Linked DNA regions of Homo sapiens: region 1 is linked to region 2. Evidence: chromatin contacts called from ENCODE Hi-C or POLR2A ChIA-PET data. All regions are on one chromosome and are shown on one strand. Each heading gives the region's core, a stretch centred on a gene start or an enhancer-like site at or near the end of the contact. The rest is flanking DNA. Distances are from core to core; before and after follow the strand shown.

Region 1 (3,569 bases), core at 1,043-3,542, 130 kb before region 2:
ATGGAGTCTGCTTCTCCCTGCCCCCCCCAATAGTCCCAGCTTCCCTGGGACCTGTGGGGACTGGAAACCTGCTTCCCCAGATGAGTGGCAGGCTGGCCACAGTGCCCTCCAGAGAGGCCAGAGCTTCAGGCTTGTGTAAAATGTATCCCCTGCCATGGGCAGAAAGAGGAGCATTGTAGGGAAAGGGAGCGGGAGGGCTGGAAGTCTCAGATTCCTCTTTCCCCCACCTTTGCAGATATCTGCACCTCAGGAGAGACTGTATTCCACGTGGATTGGGTGAGTAGCTCTTCCAGGAGTAAGAACAGAACAGGAAGTGATGGCACTGATAACCCCTCAGCACCCTCTAAAGAAAAGCCTGATTTGGTTTGGCCCCAGGGGACTGGTAGGCTCCACACACAGCCACTTCTCTCTCACACAGTTCCTCTGGGTTTCCTCCCTCCAGGGGCTCCATCCTTGCCTCCCTGGACACCTTTAAGAAGATGTGGGTCTCCAAAAAGGAATATGAGGAAGACGGTGCCCGATCCATCCACAGAAAAACCTTCTAATGTCGGGACATCATCTTCACCTCTCTCTGAAGTTAACTCCACTTTAAAACTCGCTTTCTTGAGTCGGAGTGTTTGCGAGGAACTGCCTGTGTGTGAGTGCGTGTGTGGATATGAGTGTGTGTGCACATGCGAGTGCCGTGTGGCCCTGGGACCCTGGGCCCAGAAAGGACGATGAACTACCTGCAGTGGTGATGGCCTGAGGCCTGGGGTTGACCACTAACTGGCTCCTGACAGGGAAGAGCGCTGGCAGAGGCTGTGCTCCCTCCTCAGGTGGCCTCTGGCTGGCTGTGGGGGACTCCGTTTACTACCACAGGGAGACAGAGGGAGGTAAGCCATCCCCCGGGAGACCTTGCTGCTGACCATCCTAGGCTGGGCTGGCCCCACCCTCACCCCCACCCCCAGGGTGCCCTGAGGCCCCAGGCAGCTGCTGCCTCCACTATCGATGCCTCCTGACTGCACACTGAGGACTGGGACTGGGGTTGAGTTCTGTCTGGTTTTGTTGCCATTTTGGTTTGGGAGGCTGGAAAAGCACCCCAAGAGCTATTACAGAGACTGGAGTCAGGAGAGAGCAGGAGGCCCTCATGTTCACCAGGGAACAGGACCACACCGGCCACTGGAGGAGGGCAGGAGCAGTCCTCACTCTGAATGGCTGCAGAGTTAATGTTCCCAGCCCAGTCCCCTTTCGGGGGCCTTGGGAGAGTTTAAGGCACCTGCTGGTTCCAGGACCTCGCTTTCCATCTGTTCTTGTTGCAATGCCATCTTCAAACCGTTTTATTTATTGAAGTGTTTGTTCAGTTAGGGGCTGGAGAGAGGGAGCTTGCTGCCTCCTGCCTTGCTACACTAATGTTTACAGCACCTAAGCTTAGCCTCCAGGGCCCCACCTCTCCCAGCTGATGGTGAGCTGACAGTGTCCACAGGTTCCAGGACCATTTGAGATTGGAAGCTACACTCAAAGACACTCCCACCAGGCTCTTTCTCCCTTTTCCTCTTGCTCACTGCCCTGGAATCAACAGGCTGGTTGCTGGTTAGATTTTCTGAAACAGGAGGTAAAATTTTTCTTTGGCAGAGGCCCCTAAGCAAGGGAGGGGTGTTGGAGAGCCAGTGCCCTTAAGACTGGAGAAAGCTGCAATTTACCAAGTTGCCTTTTGCCACTGTAGCTGACCAGGGGACTAGGTTGTAGAGGTGGGAAGGCCCCCTCTGGGCTGATCTTGTGCCATTCTTGACCTTGGACCTGCTTGGTTAAGGAGGGAGTGGGCCAGACCAGAGTGCCAGGAGCTAATGGAGCCAGGCCTGACTCCTAGGAGTGGTCCAAAGGCCTTCAGCCTAGATGGTGCAAAGCTGGGGCCAGCCTGTCTTCACCGGCACCCTCACCTGTGACACCAAGACCCACCCCAATCCCAGACTTCACACAGTATTCTCCCCCACGCCGTCCTATGACCAAAGGCCCCTGCCAGGTGTGGGCCACAGCAGCAGGTATGTGTGAAAGCAACGTAGCGCCCCGCGGACTGCAGTGCGCTTAACCAACTCACCTCCCTTCTCTTAGCCCAAGCCTGTCCCTCGCACAGCCTCGCACAAACCACATTGCCTGGTGGGGCCCAGTGTACTGAAATAAAGTCGTTCCGATAGACACGTCAGCTGGGCCTCTATCTGTCTGTCACCAGGGCCAAGTGGAAAGAGGAAGAGCAGCAGGCACTGAATCTGAGGTGGTGACTGGGCCTGATCCATCCTCTAGAGGGCATCATTGCACCAGCCAGCCTTGTCCAGAGCATAGCCCAAGTCCCAGCCTGTCAGGTGGATGCAGAGAAAAGGGTGATCACACCACAGCCTAAGTTCAAGAACAGAAGGTCCCACTCCTGTGTACACTGTAGCCCATGGGTGAGACTCAACTCCAGATGACAGGAGCAGCTCTCAACATCCCTGAAATCAAAGATTCTCAAAACTGTCAAGTGAATAAGAAGGCCAGGAGCTTGGCCGGGCACGGTGGCTCACGCCACACCTGTAATCCCAGCACTTTGGGAGGCCAAGGCAAGTGCATCATAAGGTCAGGAGTTCAAGACCAGCCTGGCCAAGATGGTGAGATCCCGTCTCTACTAAAAACTACAAAAATTAGCCGGGCGTGGTGGCAGGCGCCTGTAATCCCAGCTACTCAGGAGGCTGACGCAGGAGAATCGCTTGAACCCGGGCAGTAGAGGTTGCAGTGAGCTGAGATCGCACCAGCCTGGGCGACAGAGTAAGACTCTGTCTCAAAAAAAAAAAAAAAAAAAAGAAGAAGGCCAGGAGCTTATTACAGTGCAGTTTCCAGGGCCCATACTCAGATATCCTGATTAATCACTTCTCCGTTTAAAACCTGCACTTGGGAGGAAAATTGCCAGGTCTTTGCCAAATGGTAACTATTTAATCTTCCCAATAACCTTACAAAATATACGTGCTTTTGTTGTCCATTTTACAGATAAGGATTTGGAGCCACAGAAAGATTAAGCAATTTTCCAAAGTTCTGCCTTTTTTTTTTTTTTTTTTTTTTTTTGAGATCATGTCTCACTTTGTCACCAGGCTAGAGTACAGAGGCACAATCTCAATCTCCGCTCACTGCAACCTCTGCCTCCTGGGTTCAAGCAATTCTCCTGCCTCAGCCTCCCAAGTATCTGGGATTACAGGTGCCTGCCACTGTGCCCAGCTAATTTTCATATTTTTAATAAAGATGGGGTTTGACCATGTTGGCCAAGCTAGTCTCGAACTTCTGACCTCAGGTGATCTGCCTGCCTCGGCCTCCCAAAGTGCTGGGATTACAGGTGTGAGCCACCGTGCCCAGCGCTGGCCTTTCTTAATCCCGAATGTAAACCCAGGCCATAGAACCTACAGCCTACATTTTTAATCACCATGCAGCCTGTAAAAAACCATTGGCCTAGAGCAGTGGTTCCCAATTGGAACCAATTTTGCCTCCCAGGACACATCTGGCAATGCCTGGAGATGTATTTGTTTGTCGCAACTGGTGTGTGTGTGGGGTGGGGTGGGGGGTGCTAAATG
Region 2 (3,911 bases), core at 254-2,753:
CCTGGACCCCCAAAGTGCTGGGATTACAGGTGTGAGCCACTGTGCCTGGCCCCCAAACATTTCTCTTGCAATGATAAGCCAGAAGTCTTTTACTAATTGTGAATGTTTCCTCTTTTTCTTCTGTCCTCATTAGCCTCCGACACCACATCAAGACTTTCTTTGTCCTATTTACAGTGTCCTTCTACTCAGCACTGGGAGTAGTTACTTTAGAGGTCATGCAGAAGGAAGCCAGTTTCATGACATATAATAAAATGGGGTGACCCAGCTCCTCCTATCACACCACCTCTCCACGTTTCTCCCGATCAGCACAAAAAAATCCCATACTCTCAGGGCCTCTATCTCATAGCCCTGCCTGACAGTCCCTACCCAGGCCACCAGGGCCCACATAGGAAACCCAGGTCCTTCTCAGTGTTGTGTAGCATTTCAGAGATAAGTGAATAGTAGCCTTGTTCCCATCTCACAAGGCTCCTGGGGATCCATTTCTTCCTCTCTTTCAGTAATCTCTCTTGTTAAGGTGTCTTTTAAATTATTACTTTGAATCAGACACTCCTTCCATCCCCCAACCAGAATAGATTCAGAGAGACTCCATTAATGGGGTTTAAGCTCTACTGATCTCTTTGTAGTTCTTGTCCCCTGAGGTTGAATGAAGTAGCAAAGTTAATTTTCTAAACAGGCAGTTATGGGCTGGGCACGGTGGCTCATGCCTGTAATCCCAGCATTTTGGGAGGCTGAGGTGGGCAGATTGCCGGAGCTCAGGAGTTCGAGACCAGCCTGGCCAATACAGCGAGACCCCATCTCTACTAAAAATACAAAAATTAGCCGGGCGTGGTGGTGCATGCCTGTGGTCCCAGCTACTTGGGAGGCTGAGGCATGAGAATTGCTTGAACTCAGGAAATGGAGGTTGCAGTGAGCCAAGATCACACCAGTGCACTCCAACCTGGGCAACAGAGCGAACTGTCTCAATAAAAACCAATAAAAAATAAAAATAAAAAGGCAGACTAGAGTGACAGGTCTTTGACAAGAACCATAGGCAAGGCTTGCTAGCAACCCATGAAATCCATGGCACAAAAATTCTGGTCTGGCAGCTGTATGGGGCCAAACAAAAGGCTAGTCCTTGGAGGATCTAAAATAATCCCTGAAACCTTGGATCATAGGAGCAAGAGACAGGAGTTTTCTTCTAGAAGAGCAGCCTAAACCCTTCTTTAAAATGTCCTCCTCTTCTGGCTACTCTGGAACCAACTTCAGGGAAATCTGCCAATCCCATCTCCTTTGCTTTCTTGGCTTTCATACACTCCTTCCTGCTCCTTTTCTCATGCCCACTGCAATAACCACCTCCAGCATTCTCCTTTCCCACCACAGGAAACTCCAATGACCAGGTGGCCTGAGGTCTCCAATGACCAGCCTGTCTGCCAAGTCCAGGAAGAGGAAAGAGTAACACCAACAAGACAGCAGAGGGAAAAGGCACAGCAGCGGCAGCCACTGGAGGCTGTGAAGAAAGATGACCTGCAGGTGGTGCTCAGGGCAAGGCTGGAAGTGGCTGGGCCTGATTTTGTTTAGGAAAAGTATGAAGCTGGGACTAGGGTGTCGGAGAGGCTGATGCACCTGTTCAGAAGCTAGTTGGTACCCAGGATTCCTGCTCAGGATCCTGAATGCATCAGCTAAGCAAATCCAACATTTCTAGAATAAAGGGTTTTCTTGCTCTGAACTGAAGACTATTTTCTTTTCTGGCTAGCTAAAGCCTGAGCCTTATCTTTTCTTGTCTCCCTGCTTAAGAAACAAAGACAGCTGCCTGTTTTCTATATTCTTCATCCTTGTACATGGGCTGCCAATCAGGGAAAATGAATTCCCAAATTGAGTGTCAAGACCAACTAAAAAAGAAATCCAAAGAAAGACACCATGAAGAAATTTAGAGATAAACTACAGATTAAGGGAAATATTTGGCCTAGATTAGGAGCAAATAATTGTAATGCTATGAAAGGCAATGGGTTAATATTCCTACCATACAAAGAACTCCTACAAATTGACATGAAAAACAAACCCAACTCAATTAAAAAAAGAAGTGAAGGACAGGAAATTCAAATGTTCAGCCTCCAGGAAATAAAAGCAACAAAAGGCTGAGTGCAATGGCTCACATCCGTAATCCTAGCACTTTGGGAGGCCAAGGTGGTGGATTTCTTGAGCTCAGGAGTTCAAGACCAGCCTGGGCAACATGGAGAAACTCCACTTCTACTAAAAGTACAAAAACTAGCTGGGTGTGGTGGCGTGTGCCTATAGTCCCAGCTACTTGGGAGGCGGAGGTGGGAGGATCACCTGAGCCCGAAGGTCAAGGCTGCAGTGAGCCGTGATTGTGCCACTGCACTCCAGTCTGGGTGACAGAGCAAGACCCTGTCTCAAAAAATAAAAACAAAATATCATTTTTTACTTACCAAGTTGGCACAAATAAAACTGATAATATTCAGTGCTGATGACAGGGTAAGGAAGTAGAAATTCTCAATCACTGCTGGTGGAAGTATAAATGATGTAACCTTTTGGGGAAGCAACCTGGTAATAGCTATAAAAATGCAATATGCACGTGGTCTTTAATCCAGAAATTCCAAGTTCAGAAATCTTTCATACAAGAGTAAAATTAGCAATAAGGGGCCGGGCATGGTGGCTCATGCCTATAATCCCAGCACTTTGGGAAGCCGAGGCGGGTGGATCACAAGGTCAGGAGTTTGAGACCAGCCTGGCCAATATGGTGAAACCCTGTCTCTACTAAAAATACAAAAATTAGCCGGGCGTGGTGGCACAAAATGGTGAAACCCCGTCTCTACTAAAAATAAAAATTAAAAAAATTATTAATAAGGACATGTGATCAAGGATGCTTATATTAGCATTATTTATGACTTCAATAGGAAACAATCTTAAATATTAAGAATGAGCACATGAATTGTGTTATATCTATATTACACTATGGAAATTATAGAGCTAGTAAAAAAAATCATACAAGGGGCTGAGGGGAGAGAGAAATGGGGAGTTATTGGTTAATGTTAACTCCCCATTATGTTAAGTTTCTATTTGGGGTAATAAAAATGTTTGGGAAATAGATGGTGGTGACGGCTGCACAACATTGTGAGTGTAATTAATGCCAATGAATTGTAAACTGAAACTGATGGAAATAGCAAGTTTTATATATATTTTCTACAATATAAAAGAATAAATCAGATGAATAGTTATATCATGTACATTTAAGTTAATACTATCTGCTTTTTTTTTTTTTTTTTTTTTTTTTTGAGACGGAGTCTTGCTCTGTCACCCAGGCTGGAGTGCAATGGTGTGATCTTGGCTCACTGTAACTTCCGCCTCCCGGGTTCAAGTGATTCTCCTGCCTCAGCCTCCTGAGTAGCTGGGATTACAGGCACGTACCACCCTGCCTGGCTAATTTTTGTATTTTTAGTAGAGATGGGGTTTCACCATGTTAGGCTGGTCTCAAACTCCTGACCTCATGATCCGTCCGCCTCGGCCTCAAAAAGTGCTGGGATTACAGGCATGAGCCACTGTGCCTGGTCAAGTTAATACCATTAAATGAAAAAAGAAAATATGTAGCACATAATCCTATTTTTATTTCATTTTATTCTATTCTTTTTTTTTTTTTTTTGAGACAGAGTCTCGCTCTGTTGCTCAGGTTAGAGTACAGTGGCGCGATCTCTGCTCTCTGCAAACTCCGCCTCCCGGGTTCAAGCGATTCACCTGCCTCAGCCTCCCCAGTAGCTGGGGTTACAGAAGCCCGCCACCACGCCTGGCTAATATTTGTATTTTTAGTAGATACGGGGTTTCACCATGTTGGCCAGGCTGGTCTCAAACTCCTGACCTCGTGATCCACCCGCCTTGGCCACCCAAAGTGCTAGGCTTACAGGCGTGAGCCACCGCAC

What was found. Hi-C counts contacts between places; a loop is a spot of excess contacts on that map. ChIA-PET counts read pairs that join two places held with the same protein, here RNA polymerase II (POLR2A). Pooled maps may share reads with other maps.
Region 1: a pooled map shows a loop between it and region 2 (2.5-fold over the local background). The contact joins two enhancer-like sites. A Hi-C loop is called at or near these places in 1 of 168 maps with a recorded cell type or tissue (B cell) and 7 of 50 pooled maps. POLR2A ChIA-PET finds 5 or more read pairs at or near these places in 5 of 52 experiments (CD8-positive, alpha-beta memory T cell, T-cell, WTC11 and 2 more).

The regions. Positions count from the first base shown.
Region 1 is chr10:102,477,839-102,481,407 of GRCh38, reverse strand. ACTR1A (actin related protein 1A) reads left to right here. Exons shown (of 11, transcript NM_005736.4): 10 at 236-276; 11 at 443-2,179. The coding sequence ends at 545. Among named protein-coding and RNA genes, the nearest start is that of SLC68A1, 18 kb to the right of the region's middle. Within about 2 kb of position 2,292, at least 9 of the 41 ENCODE cell types and tissues checked have a DNase peak (open chromatin) inside an H3K27ac peak, as active enhancers do.
Region 2 is chr10:102,345,008-102,348,918 of GRCh38, reverse strand. All of the region lies in intron 4 of GBF1 (golgi brefeldin A resistant guanine nucleotide exchange factor 1), which reads right to left. LOC107984263 (a long non-coding RNA gene) reads left to right here. Exons shown (of 2, transcript XR_001747574.3): 2 at 1,360-1,705. Among named protein-coding and RNA genes, the nearest start is that of NFKB2, 49 kb to the left of the region's middle. Within about 2 kb of position 1,503, at least 2 of the 41 ENCODE cell types and tissues checked have a DNase peak (open chromatin) inside an H3K27ac peak, as active enhancers do.